Linked DNA regions of Homo sapiens: region 1 is linked to region 2. A link is a loop called in an ENCODE intact Hi-C map of the cell type or tissue named here. Cell type or tissue: transverse colon. All regions are shown on one strand. Links, peaks and the distances in the headings refer to the core of each region. The heading gives the core; the rest is flanking DNA. Region 1 overlaps PBX1 (PBX homeobox 1). Region 2 has its middle 180 kb from the start of PBX1-AS1.

Region 1 (9,149 bases), core at 471-8,470, 130 kb after region 2:
CTATACTGGCTGGTATATTTCTTCTCTTTCAGAGAATCAGATAACTGAACCAGATAACTGCCAGTTCTTTTTGCTTTCTATGACTTTATGAAGTATAAGAACCATGTCCTATTGATGTGTGTATTCCTGGTACTGGAAATTAGAAGGATCTCAATAAACATTTGTGGAATAAGGCATTTTTATTTACTTATTTACTAATACTATCAAATTGAAACATATTTAGAGATGTGAAAAAGAATTTCCTCAAACTCAAATGTAGCCAGAGATTGGGATTTTTAAAAATTACCAATTTTAAAACAAAGGGATTTTCTAAGAAAAAAGTCTAATATTTTATCCGAAAACAAGCTTGTCTAAGAACATGGAACTCTTCCTAAAAGGCAAGAAGGGGTGAGGCTAGACTCAGCAAGAAGAAGACTGTCTTCAGAAATCAATGCTAATGTTTCCCATAATTAATTTGCCTTATTTAATTGCCTTAATATTTGCTGACATCTAGAGGGACCATGCCACTTTCAGGAGCAACCATAAAAAAAAAAACCTATCCCTTTGAGGTTGTGATTTTTCTCCACAGAGCAGAAGGAGGGACCAACTTGAGTCTGGAACAACTAACCAGATCCTAGCCTGAGGACAGCATGGCTACGGGGCCAAATGCGGGCCAGGCTGGGCAGGATGCTATAAAACACCAATTGCAATGAAAGGAACATAGCATACGCTGTCATCTCACAGTTGAGAATCTTCCCCAAAACACAATCTTGCATTTTCTTGGGAATGGAAAAACAATAATTGTTTATAAATGGAACTGGCATTGGAAGATGCCCTAAACAAAATCCAGCTCAACTGTCCTCTTTGGAATTCAGAAAACTGAGTCCTATCATGAGAAACTGACTTGTTCATAGTCACACAGGCAAAAGTGGAATGTACATGTACACACACACACACACACGCATACACAAACACACACAGCCTAAATGTGATACTGTTTAGTGTGATCATATCACTAGGTTTAAGATCATAACTCATTGCAACTAGTTCTACAAAGAGAGAAGCAGTTTCTACAAAATAATGCTTTTTATTATATTATTAAGTCCATGGTATATCTATTTGGTTGGGGTTGGTACTTTTCTCAAACTGTTGCTGGTTGGTCCTAAATTCCCCCCTTCTGTCATATAATTTAATTTCAAATTCCCTCCTAGGCTATAGAGTTGGTCAGTTCCCTTGGTCTAGTCTTCTAGGAACAGGAAATTCAATCCCAGACAAAGTGCTGAATGAGACTAAAAGGGAAAATGTACCCTGACTGACATCAGAGTTTCTCCAATTTGACCTGGATGTACCATGATGTAGCTTCATTCCTCAAGGTAAAAAATGCTTATGTTTATTGAATGAATGAGTGAATGAATGAATAAGCAAATGAATAAATGAATGCATGAATAAGCCATTGAATGATCTGACCTCATTTGTACTTTTAAGGGCTTTCACTTGGGAGCTGGGGAAAAACATTGGATTGCATATGAAATCACATTACTGGGATATTTTTTGCTTCTTCAATCATCGTGGGCTGAAATAAAATGCTTTTCTGGTCTCAGGTTTGTTATGGTGCTAGGTTTAAAGGCCCTATAAGAAGGAAAGGCACTTACTTACTCTGTTTCCCAATAGTTTTGTCATGAAGGAAAGTGAGGCTGTTAGCTTCCATCTATCTACTCTATCTCTGCTGCCTTCAAACACTATACAGTCTGGTCTGCCACATTCAGACCCCTCGATTTTCCTTGGTACCTTTACCCCTCAGTTTTGGGGCTGTTCACTAGTTCCTGGTCATAGCACCAGAAGGTACCCAAAGACAACCAACTGGGGGGCACATCTGGGTATGTTTTCATCCCTTTGAAATTCAAATTCAGCTGGTAAAATAGAAGAATTAAAACTGTGTATAATTAACATGAGTTTTCAAAGATATGCATATGAATTTTAATTATTACCCTCAGTTCCCAGCCTTACAATTCCACATGTGGCAACATCTTACTAATATATACTTTAAGTGGAAGGAGGTCTCTCAGAAATAGTTAAGAAAAAATTAAAATTATGGCATGTGGCCAAGTATTACTAAGTATCCCCGTGGTATCCAAATGTCTGAAATATGTTCATTTAAATAGGAGGCTATTTTTGTCCTAATGATTTATATACTATTTATTTACTTGGTAAATGTTCCTTTTTCCCCCTTACCTAACATGGGAGAAAAGAAAAAACAAAAACACCTATGTTACAGTTTTACAATGATAAAAGCTTCATCTCTATTTTTCTATTACTATAATGATTACAAAGCAAGATTAATGAGTTTTTTTTGTGTCATAAATTGATGTTAACGGCATGTTACCTTTGTAGAGATAATGCTGACACTTATTTCCATTTTCACCAAACCTTTTGAATAAGAAAAATCCACAGGGGTATCTATTTACATCAAAGACTGGCTGGAGTAAATTCATTCCCATAACCCACATTTTAAAACAATTAAATATAGTGGCCAGGTGCAGTGGCTCACACCTATAATCCCAGTACTTTGTGAGGCTGAGGCAGGAGGATCACTTGAGGTCAGGAGTTTGAGACCAGCCTGGCCAACATGGTGAAACCCCATCTCTACTGAAAACACAAAAATTAGCTGGGCATGGTGGTGCAAACCTGTAATCCCGGCTACTTAGGAGGCTGAGGCACAAGAATCGCTTGAACCCAGGAGGCAGAGGTTGCAGTGAGCTGAGATCACACCACTGCACTCCAGCCTGGGTGACAGAGCGAGACTCTGCCTCAAAAAAAAAGAAAACAAACAAACAAACAAAAAAGGTTTACCCTAAAGAATAATGCTTTCTGCTATCACAAATATCCAAGGAATTCAAAGGGAAAAGTTTGTGTAACGAGAGCACTTCTTCCTTCCCATTTGGGTTTCAAGATATAATTTGAACACTGGGGTTGGCTAGAAAGAATAGAAGTTACTAACTCTAATGAAAGAGTTTTCTGGAGGGATGATCTACAATTTAGTCTGGTGTCCCTTGAGCTAACAATGAATCAAAGATCATAAATGTAGAATTCTAGAGCTGTTGAGCTGAAAGAGAGCTTTCAGTTTGCTTATCTAATAAACTTTACAGATGAAGCAACAACACAGAGGTGAAGTGACTCCTTAAAAGAAAAGTCACAAGAAGGACCTAAGTTTCCCAATTTCAAGTTGCTTCCACCTTCCTCCAGGTTGTCCTTGGAGGTTCCAATACCACATCTAGTAGGGAGGGCAATTACAACAATGAGAATCCAGTTACAACAATGTTATGTTGCTACATGCACAGCTATCCCACAAACAATACTATGTTGCTACATGCATGGCTATCCTACAAACAGGTATATATACTTTTTTTAAACAGGGATTCTTTTAGTATAGAAACACAGGGACTCTTTAAGGATAGGAGGAGTGAAAGAAATTTTACAAAATTCATAATAAGAATGATCCTACTGCTGAGGATAATTATGTCTGCAATATCATCACCATATAAATTCACACACTTACTGCTGATTTGAATCTTATTCTCAGAGAATATACATCAGCCGGAAAGTTTGAAAAACTTTTTCCAAAAAGAAAGACTTAAGGATATTTTTGGATCTTAAAGACAGTATAATTGTGGATAAGCATTTAAAGTAGTAATTCTCATCAGATACTTTATAGCTGGTACACTAGATGTGGCTATTGGTCATTAAAATGAATTTTTAATTTAGTAGCATCTTTTCTTCCCCTCCCTGATTTATTCATTCAACGAACATGTTTTGAGCAACTAGAACATGCATTTTTAGGACCATACACATGGGCAGAAGTGAAAGACACAGAGGTAATTTCTGCGCATGTATGTACAGTGCAAAGAAAATGTGTGTCTGTGATAAAGTAGAGAGAAGAGGGGGAGAAGGACTAAGAAGAAGAAAGACACGAAGGAGGAGCTGGGCTTGAGACTCAGTGTGATTTGGATAGTGGGGTGGGATGGAGAGGTGATGTGGGAATGAAAGGACATTTGTGTAGATGGCATACATGAGTAAATGTAAGGGGAAAAATGGGTAATGAGGTAAAGATGAGCTGGCCATACTGAATGGCATCCAGAGTTTATTTTGATGACAGGAGGATGAGGTAGAAGGACAGGAAGGCTGGGCCCAGATGTAAGAGACCCTGAATGTCGTACTCAGGGTTTGAGCTTGCTTGGGTAGGCAATAGATTTCTGAGCAACGAATGACAAAATTCAGAGGGTGTGTGGGAGAGAGGAGGAATTAAAGACAGCAACAGTGATTAGGAAGTTATGGCAATAGTCTAGTTAATGAACTATTTCTAGAACTAGGATGGTGGCAGTGAGAATGGATAGGAAAGAATGTGATAGCTAAGTGATCTTTAAGTATGTCTGATTGACAGAGAAGTGGAGTAATCTCCCTCCATTACTTAGAGCCACTCTAAGCTTAGTAAGTATTGCCCATTGTCACATGAGAACACAAAGTACTTAAGGAGGTATAATTTAACTCTCACCATGGCTAAGGAAGGGGGTCTTTAGGCCTTGCATAACACTATATCCATCTCAAAAGCACACCTTTCCATCAGAAGAGAAAAAAAAGTGACAAATGTGTCCTAACCTATCCTCACTAGGAACTACCTACTGAGAAAACTGCTCACATCAGAGGAGAAAAAAGGTCAAATCAGAAAGTTATCACTTACAAAATTTCATACTGCATTCATGTGGAATAATTTATGCTTTGCCAATCCCTTTCCGACTTATTTTCTCATTTGCCCTAAGCCAGTCCTTGAAGTAAGTATAAAGGGTGGGAATTACTGTCCCCATTTTCTAGAAGAGAGATTCAATATTTGCCCACGGGCACATGAGTTACTAGGACTAGCAGCTCCCAACTCCCTTTATAATACTCCTACCACCGCACCTTGCAATTCTACTGCTGTGTGGTCAGTTAAAGGCAAATGGTCTGAACTTTACAGGGCTTAAAATAGATGCTGCTTGGATAAGATATGGGTGCTGTGAAAGCCCAGCCAGGGGAGCAGATAAACGCTGCCCAGAAAATGTCCTCCACCGAATCAAACACAATCCAGAGCCCAGCTGGGAATTCCACTGCAGCTTTGGGGTTAGGAACTGTTTATTTTCATTTCTTGGCTCAAAGCTTTCATTCCTGTCCTTGTCTCTTCTTGTCTCCCCTCCTCTCTCTCTCCTGCTGGCAGTCATTGTCCTGCTCTATACACACATGTCTTAGCATCGAATACCACCATCTAAAAATACATCTCACTATAACAAGCTTAGCCTCCTGCAGGTGGCACAATTTAAAACTGATATCAAAAGAACATATCACGATCAGCCTTTGATTCATTTACCCTGCATATTAAAGACCCAGAAATAAAATAACCACAGTTCATGGAAAAAAAAATTAATGCAAAGTGAGAGACTCTTTCAAGTGGCATTTTCAGGCCCAGTTTTTGTGGTGGGCTTATGTCATCAGACATAATTGTCTGCACATGTTTGGTTACACTATTTCAGAAATTATTCCCAGCCCACCAGATGATGTCAGAGGGGTCAGTGTTGACCCCCCCCCCCACCCCCCAGAGTCTGACTGCTGCTCTCTCTCTTCTATGCTGCCCAATTAGGAAAGAAAGACGCCAAATAACAGCAGTGTCAGCCCCATTTCCTGCCCAGTCATGTGGACTTCCTTCAGTTCCTTTTGAGTATGGCCAGGTTCTTGTCCCTACACTCTTGTGCTTTCCTCATGTTCTTCTCTTCTGCTTATGCACAGAGCAAAGCTTTCTCTGGAAAAACTTATATCCCAAAAAGATTCAGGAAATACATAAATGCATGTGTGTATAAACCTGCACTCAGACAAAATCCAAACAACTTCATTCATTTGGAATTCTTTTGGAGAATACACTTTCCCACAATGGCTTCTTGTATTTTTCCAAGCAGTCTTCCCAGTAAGTCAGCCATCAATGCAGTACTAATAGTTAATGTAGTTAGAACAAGCACAAGATGGGAAGAATCTCTCTGTCCTAAAAATCCTTCCAAGAAAGTAAAATGATTGTCTAGAATATGTTTAACAGGGTTAACTTTGACTTCTCTCCTTCCATTCCAGAGAAGACTTGATAAATATTGTGTAAACTCAAGAGGAGATTCTGCCTGAAAAAGGTAGAAAATAAAGACTCCCTAATGTAAGTGGCCTTAAAAGTCATCAAGACAATCAAAATCTGCTGCCTGACTTCCTTCTGCAACATCCTTACCAAGCAGCTAGCCAAGCCATGTTTGAATTTTCCAATGATGGGGAACACTTAAGGGCAGCCAACCCCTTCTTTGGAGGACTCTTACTGTGAGAAAGGTCCATCAGATGTTGAAGTGAAACCTGTTTCTCTGAATCCACTACTTAGTAGTCCTATCCTATCCTAACCCCTTTAGATCATTCATGATGAATCTAATAGTGTTAGCATGCCTTACACTACTATGTAACCCCCAAATTTTCTCTTTTATGAGGTAAGAATTCCTAATGTGTTCAATCATTCCTCATCTGATCTGAGAAATAACTGATATTCTCTTAATCCTCCCAAACCAGACAGAATCATGTATGACTTGACCAACGCAGTTGAAGAGGTCATCACCTCCTTCACTGCAGACATTATATCTCCATTAGTATAGATTACATTAATAAATCATGCCTAACTCTTCTTCCTTCGATCCCTCATTCACTTTAATCATAGCAACAGAAACAAACAATAAAAAATGATCACTACCCACCACCCAAACCTTTCTTCAATAGTTAAGAGCCAATAGTTCTACTCAAGCCTCCTGTGACCTCTAAAAGCCCAGGAATCATCCCTGATCTAAAAAACAGCCTCCTTTTCCAGGCTGCCCTCTTGTCCCAGCTTGCTGTCACCGCTGCTGAGAAAGCAGACGATTGATCTGAGAAATCAAGTTGGATTGCTGTCCCAAATCTACACTCGGTTCTCCTTGTGTCTGTCTGATCGATTTCACTCTGTGCGACATAGCTTGTCGCTATGAATTTTCATGCTAGTCAGGAGCCGCCAGCGTACCCAAGAACAAGTAGAAGATGGTCTGCATCCCTCCCCATCCCTTCTACATACCCAGCTTCTGTGTTAATTTTCTTTTTAATCGTCCATAGACAGATTGAAAAAAAGTATTTTTTTTTTCAGACCACAGACGTGGATGCAATGGATTTTGGCTACTGGTTTCACCTCCCAGGTTCCCAGGCCCCAGCTTGTGGTCACATTTCCTACCACTGTTGTACTAGGTGTCACCTGTTTAGCAGCTCCTCTAGCTGAACGCATGTGGCCGCAGGTGCCATGCAAACACTGATTGCGTCTGACAGCCCTAGACGCCAGCTGCCTGCATGAAGCCTGCCCAATCGCCACTTTTTTTGTGGGTAGAATGCTGCCGATGGCATGACCGATACAGAAACAAGAAACTAGGTGACCGTAAAGCTAAGATAAGCCCTACTAAGTGGCATTCTGGGCCCTATGGCTTTGAAATAATTGGTAGTGAAAGAATAAAAACAAAGCAGGGGGTGGGGGGGCTTGTTTTCTTACACTGATGCCCTGCGGACTGTACATCTGACTGGCTGCGAGTCCATCACTGTATCCTCCTGTCTGGCTGATAACATGGCGAAGGGTATCCACCTAAACAGATGAACAATAACAGAGAGAAAATTAGTCAGAGAGGTGTAGGAAAAGGGAGGCAGATCATCATCAGGCAGGCCACCATTTGGGCATGCCATATTAATGCAATCATTTTGGAGACAGTTGTCCTGGGAGAGTCCATTAGGAGGAGGCTAGCTTCCTCCGTATGCCAATCCATAAAGAATTCTGAGTTCAGTAAGCAAGACGTAAAATGGTAAAAGAAAACTGGGATCTCCACATTGAAACTAGTTCAACAAGTCTGCATGAGATGGTAAGGATTAGGATGATAGAGGGAGCTGGAGGGGAAAGCATGAAGGAATTTTCTTTTCTCCCCATTTTTCTTCCCTACAGGTCATCCTATACAGCTGTTCCTTTGCTGGGTATCCTATAAAAACAAAGGTTCTGTTTAGAGGAGGTTTGGGCAGCCATCTCACAGAGAGAGCAGTACTTGATTGAGACCTTGTATTTTTTGAGGACTTAAGTGATGGCCAGTTGTTTAGTCACTTGACCAAAGCCTGACCATATCACTTCAAACTGGTTTCCAGGCAATGTTTCTCAAGAAAGGGGTGAATCGCTGACCAGTTGGTCTGTTCCGGGCTTGTAATGCTTCTTGTTCCACATGGAGGGTGGGAAACTAGGCTGACATGGCTCAGAACTTCCCTAGTAATTCTGACCCACAGCATACTACTTTACCCTCTCACAACATGTTTCATGCTGAGGTAGTAGGATGGCTTCTTCAAGTATCATGAAGGAAATCTGCTTACTATGGAACACTAAAATTTGATATCACATGGCTTGATTTTGCTTCCCAATGTGGACTTCTACTCATCACCAGAAACTCAAGTCCCTTGACCTCAAGGATGACTAAGAAATGTATTTAGTCAACCTGGCTGGGTGTTTTTAAAGCTTAAAATGAAAACGTCCGATAGTAATATATTTGCTTGCTTGTTAATTGCCTCTTTATATGGTAAATATTGAGCAGGAGAAACCAACACATGAGAGGGAGACCTGGAAATTGAGGTAACATCCTGAACACCTCCTCCTTTTCCCTTTGGTGAATAAAGAATATGCTGGTTCCACCTGCCTGATGTGTCTCGGTCACCTTGCCCTGTGCTTACTGTTCTTCTCCTGCCTTCCAAGTACAACTGAAAAGCCAGAGCCAAATGCATTCACAAAGTGTGGACGAGATTCCCCATGACAATGGTTGTCTTGATTTTGGTTCGGTCGTTGGTAAGGTTTTGGTTCTGATCTGTTTTTCTCTCTCTCTCTGGACAGAAGCAGGAAGTCCAATACAACTGAGGGCTCTTGGACTCTAAGGCATTCACCTGGTGACATATTGGCTGGGTCCCTACCTGTGATTGCACGTTGGCTCCAACCTGGGCCCCTTGGTAAGAATCCCCATTGAGTGACTGCACGCTCATGAACAAATCTCCAGAGTTTGACATGTTAAAAGAACTGGAAGAACCTGGAAAGG
Region 2 (9,149 bases), core at 290-8,289:
CTGTTTTCTTTCTTCAACGCCCCATTCTTCAAACCATCATGACATGGCCTCTGCCTTCACTGCTCTGCCCGAACTATTCTTGTGAAGATCACTAGTGACATCATCCCTGTTACCAAATCTCCTCTGTTCTCATCTTACTTAAACTCTTAGCGACATTTGACCCAGTCAAAAACACCCTCTGTCTTGAAAAACATATTCCCTGGTAACTTCCATGACACATTTTTCTCTCTCAAATTTTCCCCTACCTCACTGGTTGTTATTTCTCAGTCTCCTTTCTGTGATCTCCCCCTTTAATCTGAAAATGTTAGGATTCCATAGGTCTAAATCCAGGGCTATCTTCTTTCCAAACCCTTCTTTTTTTTTTTTTTTTTTTTGAGACGGAGTCTCGCTCTGTGGCCCAGGCGGGAGTGCAGTGGCGCAATCTCGGCTCACTGCAAGCTCCGCCTCCCGGGTTCACGCCATTCTCCTGCCTCAGCCTCCCGAGTAGCTGGGACTACAGGCGCCCACCATCACGCCCGGCTATTTTTTTTGTATTTTTAGTAGAGACGGGGTTTCACCGTGTTAGCCAGGATGGTCTCGATCTCCTGACCTCGTGATCCGCCCGCCTCGGCCTCCCAAAGTGCTGGGATTACAAGCGTGAGCCACCGCGCCCGGCCATTCCAAACACTTCTTACATAAGATCATGCTTTACCATCAGTGAAATAACATTTTTTATGAACATGGTTTCCAAATGTATCTCTTTAGCCCAGATATCTCTGAGCTTCAGTCTCACATTTCCAACTCTCTATTCAACATCCCTACTTGAAGATCTCTTACACATTTTAAATATTACATGACCAAAATGGAACTCTTGATGTATGCCTTCTACCCCCAACATGCACATGCCTGCTGAGTACTGGAACACTCTGGTAAATACTCCCCTGGGGATGTCTGTGCACTATTCAGCATCTGCATGTGGGGGGCCACCTCAGGCTGGAGAAAGAATTCCCCAAAAGGATGAGGGGATGTGATCCCTGGTGCTCACGTGGGGCTGGAAGTTGTGTCTGTTCCCACCGGACAGAGTGTAAAACCTCATAACTCACAGGGCAATGAGCAGAGTACTCAAAGGGCTTTGTCTCTATACTGGGGAAAGTTAATGTTACACAAAAATTCTAGGCTCTTGTACTGAGGAACCAAATAATAGATGAAGTGAAACAGCTTAAAAGCAAAACCTGAAAAAAACAAACTCTTTCCAAGTAACTCATAGAGCATCCCAAAACAATGCTCAAGAACAATTATAGAAATTAAAAAATATCCAGCTCCTAACAAAGTAAAAATCACATCCGACATCCAACAAAAAAAGACAGGCATGCAAAGAAGCAGAAAAATACTATCTGCAATGAGGAGGAAAATCAACCTACTATATATATATATATATAAAACTTATTGACAAGAAAACATGGTTGAGATGTAAAATACACTAGATGGGATTAATGGCAGATTAGACATTGCAGAATAAAAGAATAACAAACTTGAAAACATACAGATAAAACTATCTAAAATGAAACACAAAGAGAAAAAATTGTTTCAAAGACTAAGAAGAGAGCTGTGGGACAATTTCAAGCATCTTAATATACAGGAAATTGGAGTCTGAAAGACAGTAGAGCAGGGAACAGTAAAAAAAAATTGAAAGAAACGATAGCTAGAATTTCTCTAAATTTGATTAAAAATCATGAACCTGGAGATCTATAGAATGGAATACTCCAGATATAAAAAGTAATGAACTATAGATCCATGTAGTCATTATAGAAGAATCTCAACATAATCGTGCTGAGTGAAAGAAGCCAGACCACCCCCCCAATCAAGAAAAGAGAGACAGCCTGGTGCAGTGGCTCACGTCTGTAATCTCAACACTTTGGGAGGCCAAGGTGGGAGGATTTCTTGAGCACAGGAGTTCAAGACCAGCCTGGGCAACATAGTAAGACACTATTTCCACTTAAATAATAATAATAATAATAATAATAGAAAAAGTAGCTGGGTGTGGTGTCACGCTGAGGTGGGAGGACTGCTTGAACCCAGTAGGTCAAGGCTGCAGTGAGCCATGATTGTGCCACTGCACTGCAGCATGGGAGACAGAGCGACATCCTGTATCAAAAACAAAGAGAGAGAGAGACAGAGAGAAAATATACTGTATGATTACAGTTATACAAAATTCTAGAAAATTATAACCTAATCTAAAATAACAGAAAGCAGAGTGGTAGTTGCCTGGGGAATCTAGGGTGAGTGTAGAGGATGGGAGCAAGGGATTATTCAGGGGAATGGGGAAACTTTTGGGGATGATGATATGTTCATCATCCTGACAGTAGGTAGTGATGGTTTCACAGGTGTATATAAATTATAAAACTTAGAATACCAGATCTTTGAAATAGTCTAATTTATTGTGTGTCAATTATAACACAAAGCTATTTTAAGAAATTACTTGGCCACCACTGGAGAAATCTTATAAACAACTATTTTTAAAATTAATAAATGAAGAGAAATAAAGGGAAACAAAATCGATACTTTGTCCTTCCTTTCCTATGTGAGCTGTTCTATTGAGGATCCAAAAAAAAGATGAAGAAAAATTTATCTTATACACACATTCCATTTTTTTAATAATAGAGGAATGATAGAATGTGAATTTATCATTTTCTTTTTCTTTCATTTTATTATTTTTTTGAGAGAGTCTTGCTCTGTCGCCCAGGCTGGAGTGCAGTGGCACGATCTTGGCTCACTGCAACCTTCACCTCCTGGGTTCAAGCAATTCTCCTGCCTCAGCCTCCTGAGTAGCTGGGACTACTGATTTTTATTTATTATTTATATATTTATTTATTTTTGAGATAGAGTGTCACTCTGTCACCCAGGCTGGAGTGCAGTGGTGCAGTCTTAGCTCACTGCAACCTCTGCCTCCCGGGTTCAAGCGATTCACCTGTCTTAGACTCCCTGAGCAGCTGGGGCTACAGGTGCATGCCACCATGCCAGCTAATTTTTGTATTTTTTAGTAGAGACAAGGTTTTGCTATGTTGGCCAGGCTGGTCTCAACCTTCTGACCTCAAATGATCTGCCTTCCTTGGCCTCCCAAAGTACTGGGATTACAGGTGTGAGCTGCTGGATGTAGGCACTGATAATCAGTGGCTGCTAAGATTACAAAATAGTGGGAACCAGCCCTTGTGTGTTGCCTGATGTTAGAACACAATATCACCTCTGAAGTAGTCTTGCCCCAAAAACCTGAATGTATATATCCAACAACTAAATCATGAGAAATATATAGAACAGGAGGACATGTTAAAGGATACCATGGAGGTGCAATAGGCAACACCTAGTCTGTGGGAAGCCCTACAGGTCACACTACCCAGACTCTTCAGTAGATCATTACAAGAGAGGAAAAAAATTAAAGGGAATTTATAAATTAAAAGAAATTTGGGAATTTCAACTAATTACAATGTATGCAGCTTATTTGGATCTTAATGTAAACAAAATGTAAAAAGTTAATTTAATTGATATAAAATTGATAAAAACTGGTAGATGAGACACTGGGTATTAGATAGTATTGAGTAATTATCATTAATATTTTATTACATTATCTTTAAAAGTTCATGTATCTTAAGAGTTATATATCTAAATATTTGTGGATGAAATAATATGATGTCTGAAATTTGCTTCCAAAGAATATCGTGGAGGATAGTAGGCAAGTATATTGGTGAAACAAGATTTGCCAGGAGTTGATAATTGTTAAAGCTGGATAATACACACAATACAGTTTATTCTACTATTCGGTGCACAGAATTGAAATTTTCCATAATAAGTTTTTAAATAATTTTACCTTGCTTGAAATCTGAATTTTATTCTGTTTCACAAAGCTAAGGGGAACTACCTTAAATAATGTGGAATGACATAGAACAAATTGAAGGTTAAATAACATTTTGTTTTTTATTAGATATGCAACTAGTTCCATGGGTAGAAATGGCATCTGGAAACAAGACTAAAACCTGCTTGTTTATACCCTAGGACAGAAATTATGGTATTTGTTTAAACTGAAACCGAACAAATCTGACACTGCAAGAAACCACAGACTTCCTTACCCTCATCATTGGCAGAAGCTCCTACCTCAGCGGGATGCTCACATCCAGATTCTTGGATGTTCATCAAGACCAGATTGAGTCTTTAGGGCTTCACCCATCACCAAGCAAAACAATGTCTCGTTGCTTTTCCCCATCGCATATGTCACTGGAGATCAGGATTTCCTGGTTAAAATCTTACCTTTAGGTAGTTGTTGGGAGCACACCTCATTTACTTAAGGCAGACAAGTGGATCAGCCTCAGATCTGTAACAAGTTTCCCTTCCAACAAAGAAAATGCCAGTCTTCCATGTAGTGTTGGTCCTCGGCTTTAGAAACCAGTACATCTTTATATTAATAACTTCTTTCTGCAGAGTCGCTAGCCTGTTTTCTTAACTAGCACTGAGTTCAGAGTCTTTCCTGGGATGTCAATGTGCAACACAGCCGAGTGGGCGACTGCTCTGTAAAAGGAGTTGATCTCAGAATCCCACCGGAGAGTAAAGGAGAAGAGAGAAGAGAGGGCTATTTTTTTTTCTTTCTTTTCTTTTCTTTTCTTTTTTTTTTTTTTTTTTTTTGTCTCTCTCAATGTCACCCTGCTACAGTCAAGAAAAGACAGTGATACTCAACCTTGGATTTACACTAGAATCATCTGAGGAACTTGGAAATATACTCTGGTTATTGGTATAAAATAGCCCCAGGCATTAGTATTTTCTTTTTTCCAGGTGATTCCAGTGTTCAGTCAAGGCCAAGTAGCCCTGATTGGAAGGCCTGACAAACATCAATGACGATGTGAAGCTCCGTCTGTGAACGTGGTTCCTGAATACTTGCCAAACACCCACTCATGAAGGCTCATAGGATACAAAGGGAGAGAATGCACAGTGCTATGAAAACATCAAATGTTTAAGCTGAAGTAAGCATGATCAATATCTTCCACTTTTGTGCCCTCTGATAACTTCAACAAGCTAAGTGCTGTGGAGTCCAGCTGGTTCACTCACTTTTGTCTGTTGCTATCTAACTCTAGAGTTAATAGGTGGTGAAAACAAGTGTGACTAGAGCACGGAAATGGGAGTCAAGGGAGACAGGCTATAGTCCTAGTTTAACCATTGACTTGTTAGCCTGATGAACCAAAACCACACCCCTAGCCACCCTCTGTGGCCATGTAAGCACGGCCACAGTCCCCTCCATAGCCAGCAGGGGCAATTCATCTCAAGGAATTGGTGGCCTGTGCTTGGGACTTACTTTCTTTGCTTTGGTGTGTCCCTGACCCCAGTTTCATCCTACTGCCTTAAACCTAATCTCAGTATTTTTGCCTAGCCCGTGTGGACTTGTGTTTTAGTTCTAATCTCAGTTTTGCTCCAGACTCTGCCTTTCAGATTTTCCCAGGCTCCACAACTCACAGCAATACAATCCCATTCCCACCACAGCCCAGCCTTTTAGAATCCCTCCCATCCCCATTTCATACTCCTCATACTCAGGCCCTCCCTAAGTTTGTCCCGCTAGGCCACCACTTTTCCAAGACATCTAGGCATCACTGGAGAAAACGTAGTACAGAAAGACAATGGATAGGCTCGGTGTTGCCCAAAACTGAATTTGAATCTTCATTCTGCTGCTTACTAGCTCAGTGACTCTTTTTTTTAACACTGGAACCTCTCTATCTTGTACATGATGATATTTACTTTTTAGATATATTATAGGGAATAAATTTAGTAATGTATGCAAAATGTGTGTCCATATAATATAGGCACTGTGCCAATATCAATGTATTGCTTTTCGGTTTTAAATCCAAATTTTATTGCCTGCTCTGTAAAAAATGGAGATGGGTCCTTTAAATATTTCTTTTGCCAGCAGGCACAATGTCAAACTTTGTCAGTAGAGGATGCTAGAAGGACACTGATAGACAATGGAGTTTTCCTTCCTGGTTCCTTTGTGCTTTCTTGCCAATGTCCTGCAACATTTGCAACTTCCACAGTGCTCTACTCCTGCAGTGTAAGTGTCTTCCCCAGGGCAAAGTTCCTGCTGCATGCACAGCTTCCCCAGCACCTATCTTCCACAGGGTGCACAGCTTCCTTAGTCCCCAGAGCCTGCAGCCCAGGCAGCTTCTCCAGCGCCTGGCTCCTGCAGTGCCAGTTTCCCCAATGCCTGGCTTCTGCAGCAGGTCTAGTGGCCAGCAGCTTCCCTGCTTCACCCCCTTAGGTGTCTGCAATGGAGTGCATTGGCAAGGAACCTCCTCATCATAACATTCCCTGGCTGATCCTTTATGGGATTGTTCAGCAAGTTCTCAGGTGCAGTGCCTGACTAGTGACAGCTTCCCCTAGCACTCCACAGGATGAATTCCTAGCAAAGTCCACCTGTTTGACACCTTAGTTAATTCTTTATTATCTAGTGAGCCACAGCTATGCCCTATCTGGATCTCAGGTTGGAAGGAAGAGAGAAGGGAGTCTTTCTGGAACACTTTATATGAGTTCTGGGGGTAGTGACTGCTCCTTTTATCTGCTACCCTATATTCTTTAGACTCTCTTTACCTCTTACTCGCCAATCCCCTGTTACTTCAATCTACTATTATAGTTAATTCTTTATATTACATTTCCTTGTTCACTTTATTGTGTGGTTTCTATCTTCTGGTTGGACCCTGACTGATACATACATCTAATTCATATTAAGCGGGCCCAACACTAAATAGATTGGCCTAGATAATCTGTTATATATTACTTCTCTTCTAGTTCTAAGACTTTAAAAAAAATTCGATTCCACAACTCATGTTACTTCTCATGATAATAAAAAGTGTAATGCATAAGTTATAAATTAATACCTAAGGCAAAACAACAATGAAGGCCCTGACATATGATATGTATTCACAGTAACAGATGGCCAGACCCAGGCCTAGCAAGAATCCTTCAGTAGTCCATATCTCCTGTCTGAGGGCCTTCATTCTGCAGTAACATCCTCCCCTATCTTGCCTCCTAAAGTATTCTTTTAGATTCTTTCAAGAAGTTTGTTCTTTTCTGGAATGTACCTCAATATGGTTTCATGGGAAGGAGTGGATTAGTTTAAAGATGAGATTGCTTATCACTGAGAAACAAAATGTTCTTAGGACTTCAGAAAAATTCAGTGGAAAATGGTCTACATTAGCGGTTTCTAAAGAAACAGAAAAACAAGAATGAGTAAAGTTTGGGTAACAAAGGTTGTAGTGCTAATTGTTCTACTAAGCTGGTAGTCATTTTAATTTTCTGCCAATGGGATATTGTTGAGAAATTTGTTTTAAAATTAAAGTCAGTCTCTTTCCCAATGAGTCACTGGTAATTGGTGCCTTTGAAAAGACCGAACAGGACTACGACTTTAGGTTTCTTTCTTAATTTGCATTTTTAATTAGATGGGCTCTCAAAGGGTTTCTAAGAGTTTTTTCTTTTTGCCTTTGCACTGCCTTTTTTTGGGTTGTTGCTCTGCAATTAGAATTTGTAACAAATGAGTTGCTGGCATATAAATGTCAACTCTGAGGTAAAATACGGCTGCTGAAGAACTGAGCAGGATTCTGACCATTACTTTTTAAATGAAAGCTCTTTCTAGCACATGCCTCTGATGAGGCAGAATTAGTTGCACTGGAAGAAGGAATGCTCAGATTTAACTCTGGTTAAAGTTCTTCCTGTAAATGTATTTTCCCCATGTATTTGAATAAATTTTTGAAGGATACAACCACCACTTCAGAGAACATTTAATTTTTACTCAAGAGCTAGTGTAGAATCATCAAACGGACAAAGTCAACAACCTAGAAGAAGGGAGTTGGATTCAATGAACTCTTCAAAGAGAGTTTCAGCCAAATAGTGTCATCTGGTTAAATTTTGTTTTATTAAATGATTGTAGGACAATAACCATAGGGCCAATATTTAACTAGCCACAAACTAGTAGGCTATAATTGATCATTGCTAAATCATTGTATCCAAACTCTCAGCTTTACTCATTCCTTCACATTTCCAGAGCCCATGATATATGTCTGGTACTGGTGGACAAGAGCCCTGCTCAGTAGCCTTTGCTTTCAGAGTCTAGTAAAGACATGGCTGTACATACAAGAGTGTATTAAATGTGCAGTGGACACAGGCAAAGCAGAATATACATCTGCCATTCCATGAACAGATTATCTAAGCTATTTTTAAAGGCTTCTAAAGAAAAGGATTCTGTAAACTCCCATGACAACCTATCCAGCACGCCGCCAGGAACCACTTCCTCATATCTAGCTTAAGCCCCTCATTCTACGGTTAAGCCATTATTCTCTTGTTCTGTTCTCAGCTGAGAGAGAAAACAGCTGCTCCCCATCCTGCTTAGGTGAGCCTTTTATAGACTTCAAGACAGTGTCTGCCTTCTGTCTACTTCTGACAGGAAAGAAACTGGGGCTGCCAACGAAGATAACAATAATAATTTTCACTTGGAGATGGAATTATTATTGCTATGGTTACTAGTAAGATTTCTTTCCAAAGAGAAAAAGGCATTTATTCACCACTCTGCCTCAAAGAACAAAGTGCTAATAAACCCTTCTGGTTTGTCTGATTTGTTGATTACTCAGAAACGTCAAATGGGAACTGGTCAAAACATGTCCCTCTGCCATTTGGACTAGGGTGGAGAACTTGATGAAAACCAGTTCTTCTCTCAGTTTCTGAGCTGCAAATGTTTCATGCTTAAACCAAATAGAATCTCCAGTTTATTAAGTCAGTGTAATTTCAACAAGAGGCTTTGAAGAAATAAACAAGAATATGATTTAGAAGTTGTAATCATCATTAAGACAAAAAAGATCTAATAACCTTTTTTAAACTGTGAAGAGAGCCCTAGAGAATTCACAAAATGGTCAAGACAGGCTTATGAATGATTAGTTGCCTGGGTCTTATGATTTGAAGAACGCCAGCCACAGCTACCTTCCCAAAAACATATCCCCTAGTGGCCAGCCAACAACAAGCCATGTTCCCATTTTTCTTTTCTAAAGTTTAAGACAGAAAAGTTCAAAATTAAAGTAACATTGTCATCTGGGGGGAAAAAAGACACATTTCATAGTTAGTCATTATCAGTTCTTAACTCTTCAACTCATAGT

The links. Hi-C counts contacts between places; a loop is a spot of excess contacts. Peaks named below come from ENCODE experiments on the same cell type or tissue, not always from the same donor. Only the 100,000 strongest peaks of a DNase experiment are listed, where the experiment ranks them.
Region 1: a loop joins it to region 2, with 2.7 times the contacts of the local background. A loop is called at or near these places in 2 of 110 quality-filtered maps.

Annotation. Positions count from the first base shown.
Region 1 is chr1:164,820,063-164,829,211 of GRCh38, reverse strand. PBX1 (PBX homeobox 1) reads right to left here. Exons shown (of 9, transcript NM_002585.4): 7 at 9,028-9,140; 8 at 7,586-7,675. Among named protein-coding and RNA genes, the nearest start is that of PBX1-AS1, 50 kb to the right of the region's middle. In transverse colon, for the core only: no CTCF peak of the experiment used is centred there; a DNase peak (open chromatin) is centred at 5,131; H3K27ac peaks cover 2,408 bases.
Region 2 is chr1:164,950,106-164,959,254 of GRCh38, reverse strand. No RefSeq gene overlaps it. Among named protein-coding and RNA genes, the nearest start is that of PBX1-AS1, 180 kb to the right of the region's middle. In transverse colon, for the core only: no CTCF peak of the experiment used is centred there; no DNase peak of the experiment used is centred there; H3K27ac peaks cover 1,462 bases.